Linked DNA regions of Mus musculus: region 1 is linked to region 2. Evidence: chromatin loops called from intact Hi-C (ENCODE). Cell type or tissue: heart. All regions are shown on one strand.

What was found. Hi-C counts contacts between places; a loop is a spot of excess contacts. Peaks named below come from ENCODE experiments on the same cell type or tissue, not always from the same donor. Only the 100,000 strongest peaks of a DNase experiment are listed, where the experiment ranks them.
Region 1: a loop joins it to region 2, with 2.3 times the contacts of the local background. A loop is called at or near these places in 5 of 42 quality-filtered maps.

Annotation. Positions count from the first base shown.
Region 1 is chr13:99,123,581-99,126,080 of GRCm38, forward strand. No RefSeq gene overlaps it. Among named protein-coding and RNA genes, the nearest start is that of Gm45938, 14 kb to the left of the region's middle. In heart, no CTCF peak of the experiment used is centred here; DNase peaks (open chromatin) are centred at 761 and 1,521.
Region 2 is chr13:99,057,274-99,059,773 of GRCm38, forward strand. No RefSeq gene overlaps it. Among named protein-coding and RNA genes, the nearest start is that of Gm35493, 15 kb to the right of the region's middle. In heart, no CTCF peak of the experiment used is centred here; a DNase peak (open chromatin) is centred at 1,528.

The DNA of each region.
Region 1 (2,500 bases), 66 kb after region 2:
AATAGAAAACCTACCAGCGACCACGCCCTCAAAAAGCCGGTTCTCCTTCCCCAGTAGCTTATCAATTGCTAGTAGCTCCTCAGTAGGGGTAGGGCCTAGAGAACACCGCCTTAATCTGTGACTGAATTCTCTGGCTGACTTGACCTTGTGCAGGGAGCCACATCTGCCTAAGTACGGTGTGAGTACAATCGCCATCTCGGATCCAGAAGACGTTTCACGTCGCTCCTCCCCACCCTCCAGTTCTTATGTTCTTTCTGATGCAGTTCAGATCCAGGACAAGTGGTGGAGGTGCATATTTTACACACCAAAGAGGACCAGAGCTCCAGGTTCTCCCAGCATCCTTCAGTCTCTATGTATACAGGGCATGGCTGGCATACCCTGCCCTCTACCCTGAATTTTACAGCCCAGGGGCTGGGCTTCCCCTCCCCCATAAGCTCCTCCCGGTACAATCCAGGCATTTTGTGCTCTCTCTCTCTCTCCCTCCCTCCCTCCCTCCCTCCCTGTTCCTCAGTACTCCCACTCTCTTCCTCCCCCTCCTTCCTTTCCCTCCTCCCCCTCTCTCTCTGTATTTTCTCTCCCTCTTGTGAGCAAGCCCTTTCTCGATTTCTGTCTGCCCTCCTCCCCAGCCACTCCTCCCACCCCCATCCCCCACCCCTGTCTCCCTCACCCTGGGCCACTTTCCTGGCCTCATTTCTTGGGACCCTGAAGTCACTCCCCATGAAGGGCTCCCCCTTATATTCTCCAATCTGGTTTGAATTGGCTCATTTCACCAGCAGAGAAAAACTTTCACTTTCTCCCTACTCTTCCTCTGTCTCCTGAGCCTTGGAGGAGCAGGGGTAGGGTTAGTTAGCAAAGATGTCTCTCCTAGGGCTGAGCACTCAAGTTCCTTTCTCACCACATTCACCAGCCATGACTCTCTGCATTAGTGGCCGATACTGTTGAGAGCTGCCCTCTCTGTCCATGGTGGATCAAATTTTGAATATTTAAATTTTCTACACATGTGATATTAGGAGACCATTGGAAACAAATTGAGAGAAGCACAGATTAAAGACTTGGGGAATATACCTCACCAAGCAAACTTCAAATAAAACAAAAGGCAGAGATGGCTTTAACTTGAGGAATGGGCTAAAAGAGTCTTTTCTAAGTTTAAGGGAAAGTCGGTGTTTTTCTGGGCAAGAGAAGCTGGAAAGAGGAGGGGGGAAAACAGAAATGGAGCAAAGTGCTGGTGGCTGATGGAGGAGTGTCTAGGAGAGAGTCTCAAGTGTAAAGAAAAGACCTTGAAAAGAAAAGAGCATTTCCACCTTTGAGACATGGTCTGAGGTGGGTGGGTAAAGAGGCACATTGTTAGGTCACACCGAATGATCTTATATGGTCAGGGGGCGGAGAAGTGGAGAAGAGGGAGAGGAGAGAGGAATGTGGAAGGGCTTTTGGCAGGAGTCTGGCAGGGAGTGACCCAAATACCTCTGGATGCTAGGAGCTAGCTGAGTGAGATCGGCTGGGTCCCTAGGAGCATGAGCAGGCCTGGGGACAAGATGTCCTTTGGCATTGCTCAGCAGGCTGGGAGCAGGAGGACAGGAAATGGGTGGAATGTAACAGCTGCACACACAAATGTCCGTAGCTGGAGATCTCAGGAGACTCTGTGCATCTGACTCCCGTCCTCAGTGAATGTTCCAGTTACATGATATCATTTCTTCCCTTTGAAGATCATTATGAACCTTGGGCCAGGAAGAAATGCCATAATTTGTCACTGAAATGTGTGGTGCGTAATGGAGAAAATATGGAAAGGTCTAAAACTTCAACAGTGCCTAACACGAGGCTGGGGAGAGGGCTCGGGCAGTCCAGTGCTTGTCTTGCAAGTTCAAGGACATGAACTCAACTCTCAGAACTCACATAAAAGAACTGGGTGTGGTTGCATGATTTTTAAAATCCCAGCACTGGCGAGAGGAGGAGACGAGCAGATACCTAGGGCTTGCTGGCTAGCCACCCTACCCTACTCAGTGAGCTCCAGGGAGAGACTCTGTCATAAAAAACTGAAGGGTGAACTCAAGAGAGGTGGGCTGGCAGTTAAGAGTAGTTGCTGCTCTTTCTAGAGGACCAGGTTCAGTTATCTGTAAATCACATGGTGGCTTATAACCTTGGTAGTTCCAGTTTCAAAGGATCTGATACTGTTTTGTTTGCCCATGTGGCCACCAAACACATGTGGTGCAGGAACACACTCACTCATATACATAAAATAATTATACTGAAGGGGAAAAAAAATCAAATTTTAGCTGGGCAGTGGTGGTACACGCCTATGATCCCAGTGTTCAGGCAGTAGAGGGAGGCAGATCTCGAGGCTAGCCTGGTCTACAGAGTGAGCTTCAGGACAGCCATGGCTACACAGAGAAACCCTGCCTTGTAAAACAACAAACAAAAAACAAACTTTAATATATTAGAAAGATAAAGTTGGACTCTGCACACACTGGCAACCACATGACTCACAAATACACACATACCAAAG
Region 2 (2,500 bases):
AGGCACTCTTGCGACAGAAGCCTTCAGTGCACTCAGTGGCTGGCTGCGCTTTGTCAAAGCAGGGGGAGCTAAAGGCAAAAGGTTAGCCCTGTGCTGGAGACCACTGACTTCCCTATCCCTAGGGGGAAGAGCTCAGAAATCAGGCCATCATGATTGGCTAACTTAGATCCGGAGTCTGAGGAGGGCTATGGGAGGACTTGTGCTTCCCCTACCATCCCACAGGCCTTCCTACCATCTTGTTTCCACATTGCTTATGGTGTCTCATTCTACACACCAAAGTCTCAAGATCCAGCCCGTGGCTCTCTCCCCACAGTTACTGCCAGCCTCAGTGAAGTCCTCTTGCTTTGGAGCCTGTCGTCTCCCTTGACCTGGATCTGCTCTGTGTCACGTAGTCTTTGTTGTGTCTATCTGGCTGTACATTTGACCCTTTGCTGATTGTTCTGGTCCTTGGTGCGGTTAACCTTGTACCCCTTCCAGCCTCAGCCTCACAGGGTCCTTCAGGGTTGGAGCCCTGCTCCTCCAGTGTACGCAGTAGGGAATGCTGCAAGAAACTGGCTTTGCTCTGTGGCGTGGCTGCAGAATTCCTCCCCTTCCCTCACCCCAGCTCCCCCACTCACCTTGAACTCCAGCATTCTAGAAAGTTCCAACTCTTACTTCGGACTTAAAGCTCTTAGGACACAGCAACCCCCGAGGTGGCTTGGGATGTGAGTCTTTCAGTTCCTACCTATGACCCTTGGGCAAATTCCTTAACCCTATTTCAACCTGCCAAATCATAGCATGCTGGATACCCGGTTGAGTGAAATACTACCTGTAAAATGTCTCCAACTTGTTTACTATACAGCTAGTGCTGAGTAAATGTCAATGTAACATTATTTTATTATCACAAAAGTACCCTGGTCCATTGATGTGGTTGAAAGAAAGTCTCTGGAGTCTGACAGACATACTGGGTAAATTGCTCTTCTGACCATGATGAGCTTCAACCTCCTTATGTGCCCCAGTGCCTTCTATGATACGGGATACCACTTCTCTGACTCACTGTGAGAACCAAAGGAAATAACACGCAGAAGTATTTGCAAAATGCACGGTGCACAGTGCCACAACTGTTGTCTGTGGTGCAGTTGATGGACGACCTTTTCTAGGAAGGATGGCTTTGTGAAATTATTCATATTTCCCATTGCTTTGGAATATTCCAGAGTACCATGTGAGCTCTGGAGTAGATCAAGCTTTCATGGTTGCGTTGAAGACAAGAACCATGACATTTTAAAAGTCAGATTGGGTACTTGGCAGACCAGGTCTTTTCTCTGTCCAGGAGAATGAGGTCATTGTATCCCAAGCCAGGTGCTGTTTGTCTCCAGTGCTTGTAAGCTAGCCAGGGGCACGCACGAGAGTGAACCTGCTGGACAAGAGCTATGCGTTTGGACGTGCACACGGCATAGCAGGAGATCTTGATGACGAGTCTCATGGGTAAGTAAAGCAAACATGAGACTCTGTTCAGAAAACACAAATTTCCCAGGAATTTCTAGGCACAGGAACATCTGACTGCATAGACAGCTGGGGATGGCTGGTCACAGTCTGGGGAAGCCAGCCTCTGTTCAAACCACCCAGAGTGACGACATCATCGCTGCTCTGTGCCAATCTTTCCCACTAGCTTAGCAATCATCACACCACCAGAGGAGGAAGGAAAATTCTCCATCCAAATCAGCCTTCCTAATACTGCAACCCTTTAATGCAGTTCCTCATGTCGTGGTGACCCCCAACCATAAATTTTGTTGCTACTTCATAACTGTAGTTTTGCTACTGTTATGAACTGTAATGTAAATATATGATATGCAGGATATCTGACATGCCATGTCCAAAAGGTGGTCTCAACCTACAAGTGGAGAGGGAAACTTGCCTCATGACATTGAGAACATGTGAACACTTGCATGTGTGTACCTGCACCCCCTTTTCTGACTGACTGCAGTGAACCCTCTCTGCCAGAAAACATCATAACTAAATTCTGAATTTTTCAAAAACAAGTCACTTAAGAGCTAATGTAAGAAGTGGCTGCTTTGTACATGGAATGGAACCTTTGTATGAGACAGTAAGCAGTTTTATACACATTGGCTCATCAATCACAATGGTTATGAAATAGGCACTAGACTCCTTTTCTAAGAATTCAGGGACCACAGCTAAGCTCTGAGTTTGGTAGTTTGGGTTAGATGTTGTCGTGTTGGGTTTCTAGGGGTCTGGAGAGATGGCTCAGTGGTTAAGAGCATTTGCTGTTCTTGCAAGAGGACTTGGGTTCAGTTACTAGCACTCACATGGTGACTCATAACCAATATCAACCCAGTGACAGTGGATCTACCACTGTCTTCTGGACTCTATGGGCACCAGACACACACACAAAGCAAAAGATATGCACCAAGGCAAAAAAGAAATCATGCAAATAAATTAAAATAATAAATGTTTAAATTAAGCTCCTAAGGTCTGTTATCCTCCCACACAAACATAATGATTG